Linked DNA regions of Homo sapiens: region 2 is linked to region 1. The links are chromatin contacts, found by Hi-C or POLR2A ChIA-PET in ENCODE. All regions are on one chromosome and are shown on one strand. Each heading gives the region's core, a stretch centred on a gene start or an enhancer-like site at or near the end of the contact. The rest is flanking DNA. Distances are from core to core; before and after follow the strand shown.

Region 1 (6,096 bases), core at 2,184-4,683:
GTTGTAATACTTTTTAACCACTGTCTGTGTTCTTACCAAATGGAAAACAACACTCGTCTTGAAACTGGAAGTTCCCAGTCCTGGGATGATCTGAGAGTTGAGACTTCTGATTAGTAGATATTGGCAGTTGCATCACACACCAGCTTGGGTGCTGCCTAGGATCAAGCTGTCTCAGTGAAGAGTACTCTTGCCTCAGACCTTAGCACCAACCCAGCACTATGCGATTTTGGATAAGTAAATTACTTCATCTCTGAGCCTGTGTTTCCTCTTCTGAAGGGGAAAGTAATGTCTATTGTGTAGGATTATTGTAAAAATGAGATGAGATATCCTTTATAAAGTATTTAGCATGATGTCAGCATCTAATAAATACTGGCATCATTCTTTATATCTTACAGTATCTACCATAGATATTATGAAGAGAAAATCTTGGAAATCTGACCCTCAGAGGGTCTTTTAAAAATCTTTCCCTGAATATACTAGTTAAATAACAAGCTTCAAAAAGCTTTGAAATATCAGTCTTCTAATAAATGGCTAATGTTTTAAAATCAAGTTCACTGAAAATTTTCTTTATGTTGATTGTTTTCCACATTGTTATGAGTATTGATTAAATCATTAAATGGTTAAAAAGCCTTGATAATATCATTGTTTTTCTAATTTGGATTTAATTTCTTCACCTCTTAATCTAAAATTAGCAGTGCGAGGTTATACTAAATAGTATTTAAAATGCCTTCCTGTTCTCACAATCTGTGATTTTTTGATTTACTGAATGTGAAAAATTGCCTTTTAAAAAGTTTTAGATTCCAACTTATTAGCAGAATCTAATCAATACCTTATGCTTTCATGGTTTTTACCCTTTGAGGCAAATACTATTAACCCTTGCAGAGGGAACCTGACTTTTTACTGAATAAGTAAAAATTGATTTACGTATGAGCTTTGGTGTTAATTTGATATTAGTTGCTGAATCCAGATGTAATCCTTTTTTGTTGTTGTTGTTGAGACAGGATCTCACTCTGTTGCCCAGGCTGGAGTATAGTGCTGCGATCTTGGCTCACTGCAACCTCCACCTTCCAAGCTCAAGCAATCCTCCCACCCCAGCCTTCCGAGCAGCTGGTACTATGGGTGCATACCACCATGCTTGGCTACTTTTGTATTATTTGTAAAGGTGGGGTTTCACCATGTTGCTCAGGCTGGTCTCGAACTCCTGGGCTTAAGTAATCCCACCACCTCGGCCTCCCAAAGTGCTGGGGCTATAGGCGTGAGCCACCTCACCTGGCTAGGTGTAGTCCTTAAACTCTCTTCTTTGCCCATCCACTTGTGATGTATGCTGATGTAAGTATTCTTTTATTAAACATGTGTAAGAATATCTCTGGATAGAGAGTGTTTGTTGTAGTGGAAAGAAAATCAGCTTGTCAGGTTTAATTTACTAGTCCTAATTCTGCCATCAGTTAGCCCTTATTCCCCTGCACCTTGGACAAGTTGCTGGTTTTTTTTCTTTTCTTTTCTTTTCTTTTTTTTTTTTTTGAGGCAGTCTCGCTCAGTCGCTTGGGCTGGAGTGCAGTGGCGTGGTCTTGGCTTACTGCAACCTCTGACTCCCAGGTTCAAGCAATTTTCCTGTCTCAGCCTCCCAAGTAGCTGGGATTACAGGTGTGTGCCACCACACGCCTGGCTAATTTTTGTGTTTTTAGTAGAGACGGGGTTTCACCATGTTGGCCAGGCTTGTCTTCAACTCTTGACCTCAAGTGATCTGACCACCTTGGCTTCCCAAAGTGCTAGGATTATAGGTGTGAGCCACCATTCCTGGTCTGTGTTGCTGTTTTAACAAATCAGGCTCTCCTTTCTGTTTTAATTAAAAAAATTTTTTTCTTAATGGAAAAAAAATTCCATGGGACTCTGCTTGATATCTCTTTCCTGATCATCAGTTTCCTCATCATAAAATGGAATAATACCTATTTTACAGGGTTATTGTGAGAGTTTACTATTTCAGCTGTCTAGCACATAACAGAAGCTTGATAAATGGCAACTACTTTCATTATTTTATTTCATTATTTTATTCAGCACCTTCTGTGGTTGGTACTCTGCAAAGTGTTGAGGCAACAAAATTTGTGTACCTGGAGTTTCAATGATATATTGCCACTGTATTGGCTTTGGAATAAAGGCACACCTTGGAAGTGTGTCATTTTCATTGCTACCAGAAAGCTGCTCAATTTTTTTATTCCATTTGGTTCCTCTGATTTTGTATTCTTTAAATGCCTTTTCTAAGTAATCTCAATATTCCGTGTATCATAGGTGAACTGTAACTAGTAAGTGACAGATACTAGATAGGAACCCAGGTCTCTCTGATTTCAAGCAAAGCTATCTTTGTTTGTATTGCAGTTGGGTGATAATAGAATTTATCCACTAAACCAGAACACTTTTGAGAGTGAAAGTTATGAGGGGACAATAAGTGTCATCCAGGACTATCTCAGGCAAATGAGGGTGTTTGGCTATTCTAATTATAGCTAGAACAAACAAGTTTATGAGCTTGGGTCCAAGACTTCTGGGATGTTTTGGTTGAACCCAAACACTCACCTTTAATTTTTGTTACATGAGTATTGATTTTGCCATAGTAAATTAATTGACTTTATATCTGAATGATTGAACAGTATGGTCTAATGGTTATTAACTTTACAGTATGGTCTAATGGTTATTAAGTAGTAGCCGTAGTACATATGTTCATTTTATATTTTACTTTTTTTCTTAATTCCTTTAAAATCAGCAAGCTTTTAAAAGAGGATCGAAGAGGTAAATTAAATAAGCTTTTTAATTCTTAGTCATGTCAGACGGACTTTGTAAACAAAGTCTAAAATGAAAATCATGACGTTCCAATGTTTTTCCTTTGGGAAGGTGGAGATGTGATGACACTGAAAATCATGCATTTTAAATCACCTCTTTTATTGCCTTTATCTATCAGTCTGTCACCCATCTTTCTTGTTCTTTTTGCCTTATTCTTTAGGTCTCCTGTGATTTTACCTTAGGGAGGTGCAAAACTTTACTCACATGATAAAAGTTGGGGTGATATAAGTTTTCACAATAGCAGCATCATAGTCTTGTGGAAAGAATGTGGGTTTTGGTAGCAGACAAACCAAAGTTTGAAATTCTGGCTCTCCCCTCCTTTGTTGTGTGTCCTTGCGCGAATCACTTAACCTTTGAGCCTCGGTTTCCTTACAATGATATGAGGATTAGAGAACAAATGTAAAGTGCTGGGCAAATAGCACTTTTTGTGGTTTTGTAGGTTCTTAAACAACGATGACAATTATGGTTATGTGACATAGACGAGAAACTGTGGCACTGATGAAATTGTAGTCGACAATCTCACCACTAATCTTGTTTTGCACTCAAACTTTCACAGTTCCCTTTGGTGGGTTTTTGTTTAAACATTCTCTCTGTCCCTCTTGATTCTATTCACTGTACCCTGAGAAATTAGTGGTTGGCAGCAGAAACCTCCTTTCCATAGAACATCAAGTGGGCCCTCCCCCAAGGTTTCAGTGAGCTGTCTGGGACCATCCCTAACCTCCAAACTGCCAAGGGTGCACCCCCTGCCCCAACTAACATTCAAGTTGCCTGTGTGAAGGAGTGATTTGTTGCGGCCTCTAACTGCTTCTTCTCTTCCTTCCTTTTTGTCATCCTGCAGTGTTCTGTGCCAAGGTCTTTGTGGCTAGGCTGCGCCAACCTGGTAGAGAGCATGTGCGCACTGAGTTGCCTGCAGAGCATGCCCAGTGTCAGATGTCTCCAGGTGCCTCTCTTCTTTCTTGTTGTAAATGTGTTTTTACGTATGCCATGAACATTTGTTGAAACTTGCAGTAGTGTGTTTAATCCAATGTTAAGTCTGCTAAATGTTCTGTGTAACCCTCTGCTTTCCTCCAGCCTGGGTGCCCCACATGGAGGAGTTAGTACCAAGAGGGGCCCTTTTGAGCAAACGGGTCTTTGGCTGGGCCCTGTCCTCCCCTTTTCTGCTCCTGCTTTTTACTCTTTTCCCCTCACCTTGAGGTTGTAATTCTCATGTTTAATAGTTGCGCATGTGCCAAAAAAAACTCCTGACATTTTCCATTTGGCTACCTTTAACAGTTCTTTGTTGAGTTGGGAGGGTTTCATAATTAAAGTGGTGATTTTTTTCTATTTTGAAACTCATCCTTTTGGCTTGCTTTCTCTCCCCTCTTCAAAAAAGGAGCGGGGAGGGAATCACTACTGGCATAAAGCCTCAAACTGAAGTTTATAAAGATCATAGCTTTATGCTGCCAATAATTTGTCAGTTTGGGCCACCTCCCAAAGGCCAGATCTGACACCTGTCCTCAGGGTCCACCCAGTTTTCCAGGCCGAGGCCGGCAGAGAATTCCACAGATAAAAGTAAAACTTTTTGGGGGTGGATGGGAAAGGGTTGCTCAGGATAGAACTGTTAGCAGGAGTGCAGCTGGTGACCCTCTCTTGTTGGGGTGGCTTCTAAGAGAGCCAAGGAAGAAAACATTGTAGCTTTATTTCTGAAGCTCTGAGCAAGCATGTGTTTAATTAAATATGGTTTCAGTAGCAATATTCAGTTTTCATCACTGCATATTCCAGACAGTTTGATATATCTTTGAAAAGCCATATTAAATTCCTGGCATCTGGTTGAGACTGTCCTGTTTGAGGAAAACTGCAAAATTAGGCACTGAGTTAGAGGGATATTATTGATGGCATGGGTGACTTTGCTGTTCTCAAGTTTATCTTTCTATTCATGTTTACAATTTTTAAATGGAGCTGGGGAGCCAGGAAGGAGGAAAATGTTCTTCATATTGGAGTCAGGCATTTTATTTACTTATTGGCAAACATTCAGAGTAGCACTGGTGTGGTTATTGATTCAAATTGCTTTCTTTGGGGAACTGTACTGGAACCTCACTAACACAGTTAACTGGAGAGCGAGTTCAATATAAGGCCCAGTTGTCTTTAGATTCTGTATATAAAGGTGGGTTACAAGTCTCACCTTACAAGAACAGGATGCTTCAGTGAGGCTCAGTGTAATGAATATATGTTTACTTTTGGAAAAGCAGCTTCTGTGCATGCGATGTAACTTTTAACAAAAATGTTCTTGGAATGGCAGCCATTATTGCATGTGCTCTCCTTGATGCTGTATAATGGATATTTGCGTTATTATAATAGGTGTATAATAGGTGTATTATAATAGGTGTATTTTTGTCTCTATTTTTCTGGATTAAAAGGAATGTTACAGTTGCTTTTTAGTGGGCTGACCGAGTTTTTTCCAGAACTGGAAATTTAAGAGGGGGAAAAATTGTAGTTGTTAGTGAGGTCTTGAAGTGCGGATTCTTTTTATTGCATTCAGTTAAAAGTAATTGGCCAATGGAAGGCATCATTCAATATATTTTAGTAACAGTATTGTGAGTTCTCTGGAGGTGGGGTGAGTGGGAGGAGGTACACGGGTTCCTACCTTGTTGAAAATGGAAATCCAAATTTGTTAAAAGTTCCTTGACTCATCTTTCTTAGTGAAATTCACTTAAGAAGGAAAAAAAGATTTTTTTTTTTTTGCCTTGATTGGGTCTTATTTCAGTGAGTGGAGCAATATTGTCTTTAGAGACGTGTAGAGTATTCTGTTTACTTAGGTTTAATTTTTGCTAGTATATAATTGAGGGTATGCAGCATAGTAAAATGAACTAAGTACTCAGCTCATTGGCATTAGCAAATCATTACTCTGTTTTGTCCCACATGTGAATGGAAAGTAAACATGTATTAATATTAATGAGCCTGGAAGACTTCCTTCCTCTGTACTCATTTAAGTATTATTTTAATGCCAACATTTCTCCCCTTTACCTCCAGTCTCCAAACAGTGCTAAAATTTCGTGCCTTAATTTGGGTTTGGGCTCTCAAAGAAGGCCTGTTGCTTATATGCTGCATCTTTGGTTTATTGCAAAGATGACTCTTCCTTTGCACACCTTTTAGCAACCTCATATTAGAGCAGGCCTGAGAAGGGAAGGAATAGTTAGGCTACCTGGAGAGAACAGAGCCTGGTTCTTTCCTGGTCTCTGAAGTTCCATGAAAGAGTCCCCCTTAAAATTGTCAGAGTGGACCCAC
Region 2 (6,096 bases), core at 1,932-4,431, 280 kb before region 1:
CAGTAAGGTTGGATTATACAATCTAAGGTCTCTTCTACCTTTAAATTCTCAAACAGTAGAGAAGATTTGCATATTGTATTGATTGTTGGCATTTTAGGCATTTTAATTCCCATATCCCTATTTTTTTTTGGCAGTTAGTTGCTTTAGGTAAAGGGAATATATGTATTATGCATGTATGTATATATGTGTGTATATAGTGCATTCTAAATTTATGTGAAAATATTTGCAAGTGTCCTTTTAGTTTAGCACCGTCTGTTACGGAAGGGTTCTAATACTCCATTTTTCCCCTCACGCTATTGTCTTATGGAAACTGATGCTTCCAGTTTTCAACCGGTTAAAGCTGTTGCTTGAGTCATATCTTGATATTTTCACCTTATCCATGCATTATGGCCTCTTCTTTCTTCATTTGAAGCGTTCCATCATTAAATCAAGGTTTTCAAAGAGGAACCCAAAACAGGAAAACAATTATAATCATACTTAACTTCAGAATTGATTGTTTTTTACCAATGTCAAAATGAGTTTTTGGTAGAATGCTTTAAATTATGTAGTAAAAATATTTAAAATTATGTGTTATTTAGATCTGAGAAACAAGCCTTACTTGGGTTTTCTGTGTGTTAGATCTGTTTATTTGTTACAGAGTGGGAAGAAGTGTTTAAAGATTACAAGGAAAGATAAAGAGTGGGTGAATATGATTAAGAGGTTTCTGAGAAAAAGATGACTTTTGGACACGTTTTGAAGTAAATGTGGATTGATGGGGGAAAGGATATTTTCTGAAATAGATTGTGTGGTTTTTTAAGATTAGATTGCTTTATTAATTTTTTATTTCTCATATGTTAATTCATAGTGCACTAAAGATGGTTGGTTACCTGCAGTTTAAGGATAGAGAAGCAGAAATTTGGGGAATAAAAGATGTTTCCTGTCTTTAAATTCTTCACTGTTAGAGCATGGTACCTAGTCCTATATGCTATGTATGATTACCAAGCATCTCTCTTTTGGTATCAGCAGTCAGAAGATGTGTGAAGCAGATAAAACTGAAAGTTTAAGAGCATAAAATGAAATCTAGTTGAGTATGTATATATTCTACATCTTACAAAAATGTTTGGCTTGGTACAAACATGAGGTACTTAGCTGCCAGGCTGATAATCTATGTCCAACTACTGCATTTTCAGAAATACAGGTTTGTGGCACCACCTGAACTCAAAGGATAAGATTTGGTGAACAAATGCCTAGCAAGTGTACTCTGATAAGGCACAGGAAGTGCATGACAATCAGGGACATTTCTTTAACATTTAAGGAAGGGATTGGGAAGTTATGAAAAGAAGAAAGACAGCCTGTATATTTTTGCCAAAGGACTTAAAGATGTTATTTCATATAGTACCTCTAAGTTCATTTTTACTTATTTAGCAAACATTTATTTGCAGTTTTATTGTATATCATGCATTATTATGAGTGGTTTATGAATATGAACTTAAGTCCTCTTAACAAACCTAAATATTTTCATGTTTTCACGAGAGGATAGTTCAAATGCTTTTGCTAAATGCTAATTTTTTTCCCAGTTATTTATTTAACAAAGGTTAGTCATTTAGTTTAACATGAAGCTTCAAGCCTCAGATTTTGTAGTGAAAATTCTGCACTGCTCTGTGGTTTCACTAAAGTAATTATGTTACAAAGATTTAATCATTTTTTAACAGTGGACATTCTATAGACAGATATTCTATATTATGTTTATAATACAGGCAGAAATAGGCAAATAAAAGTAATCTTCCTTCATGTCACAAATTACCGTGAAACTTTTGACAGCATGTAGATTTGAAAATGCATTGGGGGCCTGTCGCAGTGGCTCATGCCTGTAATTCCAGCACTTTGGGAGGCTGAGGCGGGCGGATCATGAAGTCAAGAAATTGAAACTATCCTGGCCAATATGGTGAAACCCCGTCTCTACTAAAAATACAAAAATTAGCTGGGCATGGTGGCGCGGGCCTGTAGTCCCAGCTACTCGAGAGGCTGAGGCAGGAGAATCGCTTGAACCCAGGAGGCGGAGGTTGCAGTGAGTCGGGTTGCACCAGTGCACTCCAGCCTTGGCGACAGAGCAAGACTCTGTCTCAAGTATATGAATAAAATTTAAAAATTAAAGAAAATGCATTTGGAATGATTTTCCTTAAGCAACATAAACGCATCATCTGTTCTTTTTGTGGGACTTTGTTCATCTATGCTTAGTACAAACGGAGAGAGGTGAAATGAACCTACCTCACATTTGTAAGGAAGGTGTTTTACAATTTTTCCAAGGTACTTTGTACCCTTATTATGATTGTTTTTCTGTTGGCTTCCTCTTTTCAAAGTCCTCTTCCTTTCATTTGCTTTAGTTTTAGGTCCTGAGATTCTTCTGTAGAGGTTTTGTTGTTTTTGTCCATGCTTTGTAATTCTCTCAGAATGACAGGAAAAATTATACTGAGTTATCTCTCATGCATTTAATACATATGAGGCCAGATAATTCTGTAGAAATACTCAGACCCAAAACTTTATTCAGATAAATATCTTACTGAGTCTACCTGCTTACTGTGCCATCTTCCACTTCCTGGTCAGTAAGCTGAGTGTTGTCTGTAAACTGTCTCTAACTCATCTAAATGATAATGTAGCAGAAAATAAAATCAACCTTGCATTCCATCGTGTTGGTGCAATCAGTGGGTTGTGGTTATCAGACCAGATTCTGAACATCTTCTAGAGAATTATGCTCTAGCTGCATTGTCTGTATTATTTGGAAGAGGTAGGGAAAAATCATTAGTATAGACTGTGTTTCTCGCATTTGAATTAAATGTAATAGGCACATCTGTAGTGTTACTCCCAGTAGACACTCAGTACATATTTGTTGATTAAATAAAGAGACTTGGATTCTGTTTCCAGCTCTGCTACTAAATGGATGGGTTTCCTATTCTGCTTCCTCACCCTTTCAGAACTCACCTGTTTTGCATTTCACTAGGACAAGTTAGAGGGCAAAAAGTATTTGAGTTAATGCTGAGTGTTTTAAGTGGAAAACAGCTAGTCTTTTGGTGTGCCACCCTGAGGGGAGAGGACAGAAGAGACCTGACCTGGCAGTCTTTATTGAGAATATAGCCTGGAGAGTAGAGATAGCCCAGGGTCTGGAGTCATTTTATTTTCTGTTTTGCATAGTCCAAATTTCATCTGGCCCTGGGCCAATGAGGGAGTAGTCAATTTCATGGATGCTTTAGAACCAGTTTGAGAGTGATTTCTTTAAAATTGGTATTCTTTCTGCAATTAAATATAGAACATTGAATTTTGACACACACCCTCTCTCCTTCCCACTCGCTGTGTCATTTATTTCCCACCCACTCTTTTCCAACACTCTTCTTATCTTTTCATCCAGCTTCAATTTTCTTTCTATCTTCTATCCCATCTATCAAACTATTCCCTATCTATAGCACTGTATAATCTTACAGAGCCATAAATAAGAATGGCTCTGTAGGTCAGTATGACCCATGGAAATAGATCACAGATAATACACCAGATGGTTATCTGGGTGCAAGGATGCTGCATCAGGCTTATTCCAGCGCTACTACTACATAACATTGTCTAAGGGGAGATGCTGCCACTTGCCCTCTGTTTTCTTCTTCTCTTGGGTTGAAACTAGGGTAGGGTATCATAGTTCTTCTGCTCCTTGTGGTTCGGAGCTAATCCCTTGGCCTAGCATCAAAGATTATCTCTTTTACTCCCAGTTCCTCAAAAAAACTAAAGTACTGATTCTACCCTTTGTAAATTAGTTCCTGTTTGAGTTCCAGAGAAAGGTATTTACAGTTCCTTGACTAAAGTCCAGAGAGTAGAATGCTAGAGGAAGCATTCCTCTAATCAGTTTGTTCATGATTCTGGTGGTTTGGCTCTTCTTTCTCTGGGCACTGAAAAGCAATCTTTTACCTCTTTGGATTTTCTCAGTTCCTACTTCCTGGTTTCATGTGTCCAAGCTACTATTGCCGTTTGCTTCCCCAAGTATCTTGCCTCTCTTTCGTGGTGTCTCTTGACTCTCATATCCTGCTCTTACAGTCTGATGAAACACTTACCTTCTAGGCAGTTCTTTTAAAATGAACAAAACAAAACTTTCATTGTATTAAAAAAAAATTTTTTTAGAGCAGTTTTAGATTCATAACAGAATTGAGAGGAAGGTACAGAGATTTCCTATGTACTCCCAGTGCCTACACATACATAGCCTCCTTTCCCTGATTATCAGCATCCTCCACCAGAGTGGTACATTCATTACAACTATAATTCTCTGGGGTTCTTTAGTTTTGTTTTGTTTTGTTTGAGATGAGGTTTCACTCTCGCCCAGGCTGAAGTGCAGTGGCATGATCATGGCTCACTGCAAACACAACCTCCCAGGCTCAAGTGATCCTCCCACCTCAGCCTCCCAAGTAGCTGGGACCACAGGCACATGCCAACATGCCAGGCTAATTTTTGTGTATTTTGTAGAGATGGGGGTCTCACCATGTTGCCCAGGCTAGTCTCGAACTCCTGGATTCAAGCCTTCCTTCCACCTCAGCCTCCCAAAGTGCTGGGATTACAGGTGTTGAGCTACTGCACTCAGCCTGTAATTCTTTTTAATGATCCTGTGGAGGGTGTACTGAGTGGAAAAGAGCTACCAATTTGTTTTGCATAGAGCAGTCTAATGTCTCTATTCACTTTTGTAGTTCCAAAATGTGTTAGAGGAATTTCAGGATGCACAAATTAGCTAGCAGGTAAATTTCTGGCTGTGATTTTGATGAAATAATCCAAGAGAGGAATGACCAGATAACTTTTGATACATATTTTATAAATTTTGGGTTTGATCTCAGTCTTTTATTTTTCTTTTCAGTTGCTCTAGGTCGTAACCAGCCTTTGAAAAAGGAGAAACCAAAATGGAAAAGCGATTATCCTATGACAGATGGACAACTACGCAGCAAGAGGGATGAATTTTGGGATACAGCACCAGCTTTTGAAGGCCGGAAAGAGATTTGGGATGCCTTGAAGGCTGCTGCACATGCTTTTGAGAGCAATGATCATGAACTGGCACAAGCAATCATTGATGGTGCAAACATAACATTACCACATGGTAGGTTTGGTGTTCCTCAAGGACAGAGGAAACATAATCAACTTTGTTTCTGATAGCAAGAAACCAAATGGGAGAGTGTTTTTCCTTGCTATGAATTATTCTAACTTTTTTTTTTAATGTAGCAAGGAATAGCATTCCTCTTTTTTTCTTGTACATCTTTCAGCTGGAGACAGGTTTTACTTTGTGTGTTTGTGTATACGTATATATTTTTTAAATATATCTTAATTTCAGAAAAGAACTCTTGATCATCTAAAAAGTTTCCGTGTAACCTAGTCCTCCATGAAGACCTCTTCCCTCCACCCTCCCACCCCCACCTCACCAGCCTCATCACCCTGCCAATCTATTGGAGCTTCCACTTCACTGGTTTCCTCCTAGCAGCGCTAGAGATAGAGTCTCAGTTTAGATTTTGTAAGCTGTAGAGACTCAGAGGATGCTCCTTTTAGTCATTATACTTTCTCATCAAGCCTATTTTTGGCATAATAAGCAAACCCAAACTTAGAAGAGAGTCCCGCATGTTTTTAAGGACAGTTTTCCATGATTGTAGCCCTGAGCATTCTTAGGAACTTCTCTCTTTTGCGTAGGAATGTGACTCTTTTAAGGATAACTGTAAGCTTTGAATGTTTCTGGGGATACACATATGCTGGTCCATGTACATACTCTTGTTTGGTCTCCTTGATGAGAAACATAGAATTTTTCATGCTACATTGAGATTTAGGTGTTAATTTTGTATTTACATTTTTTATTTCTGTATTAATATTCTCAGTATTCTCTTTAGTTTTTCAACTTAATATTTTTCAAGGTTGTCTTTTCAGATTTATGTAATAACCACCTTGCATTGATTCTATTCATTATTGTACCTTCATTGTTTTAATCCCTAGTACGTCCCTTTATCTACATTCTTAGAGGAACAGGGACTTTCATTGTTGAACCATCTGCTTTATGTCCTTTCACTGTATGTCACATGAAAGATTTTTATTTTATTCTATTCTTTCTCTCTCTCT

What was found. A loop is a pair of places that touch in the nucleus more often than their neighbours do. ChIA-PET counts read pairs that join two places held with the same protein, here RNA polymerase II (POLR2A). Pooled maps may share reads with other maps.
Region 2: a pooled map shows a loop between it and region 1 (2.8-fold over the local background). The contact joins two enhancer-like sites. A Hi-C loop is called at or near these places in 1 of 37 single-sample maps with no recorded cell type and 9 of 50 pooled maps. POLR2A ChIA-PET finds 5 or more read pairs at or near these places in 4 of 52 experiments (AG04450, CD8-positive, alpha-beta memory T cell, GM10248 and 1 more).

What each region holds. Positions count from the first base shown.
Region 1 is chr5:171,955,273-171,961,368 of GRCh38, reverse strand. FBXW11 (F-box and WD repeat domain containing 11) reads left to right here. Exons shown (of 14, transcript NM_001378974.1): 2 at 3,671-3,772. Among named protein-coding and RNA genes, the nearest start is that of FBXW11, 48 kb to the left of the region's middle. Within about 2 kb of position 3,433, at least 6 of the 41 ENCODE cell types and tissues checked have a DNase peak (open chromatin) inside an H3K27ac peak, as active enhancers do.
Region 2 is chr5:172,233,121-172,239,216 of GRCh38, reverse strand. It overlaps UBTD2 (ubiquitin domain containing 2), which reads left to right. Exons shown (of 3, transcript NM_152277.3): 2 at 4,859-5,095. Among named protein-coding and RNA genes, the nearest start is that of EFCAB9, 42 kb to the right of the region's middle. RefSeq lists an enhancer at 4,040-4,089. Within about 2 kb of position 3,181, at least 5 of the 41 ENCODE cell types and tissues checked have a DNase peak (open chromatin) inside an H3K27ac peak, as active enhancers do.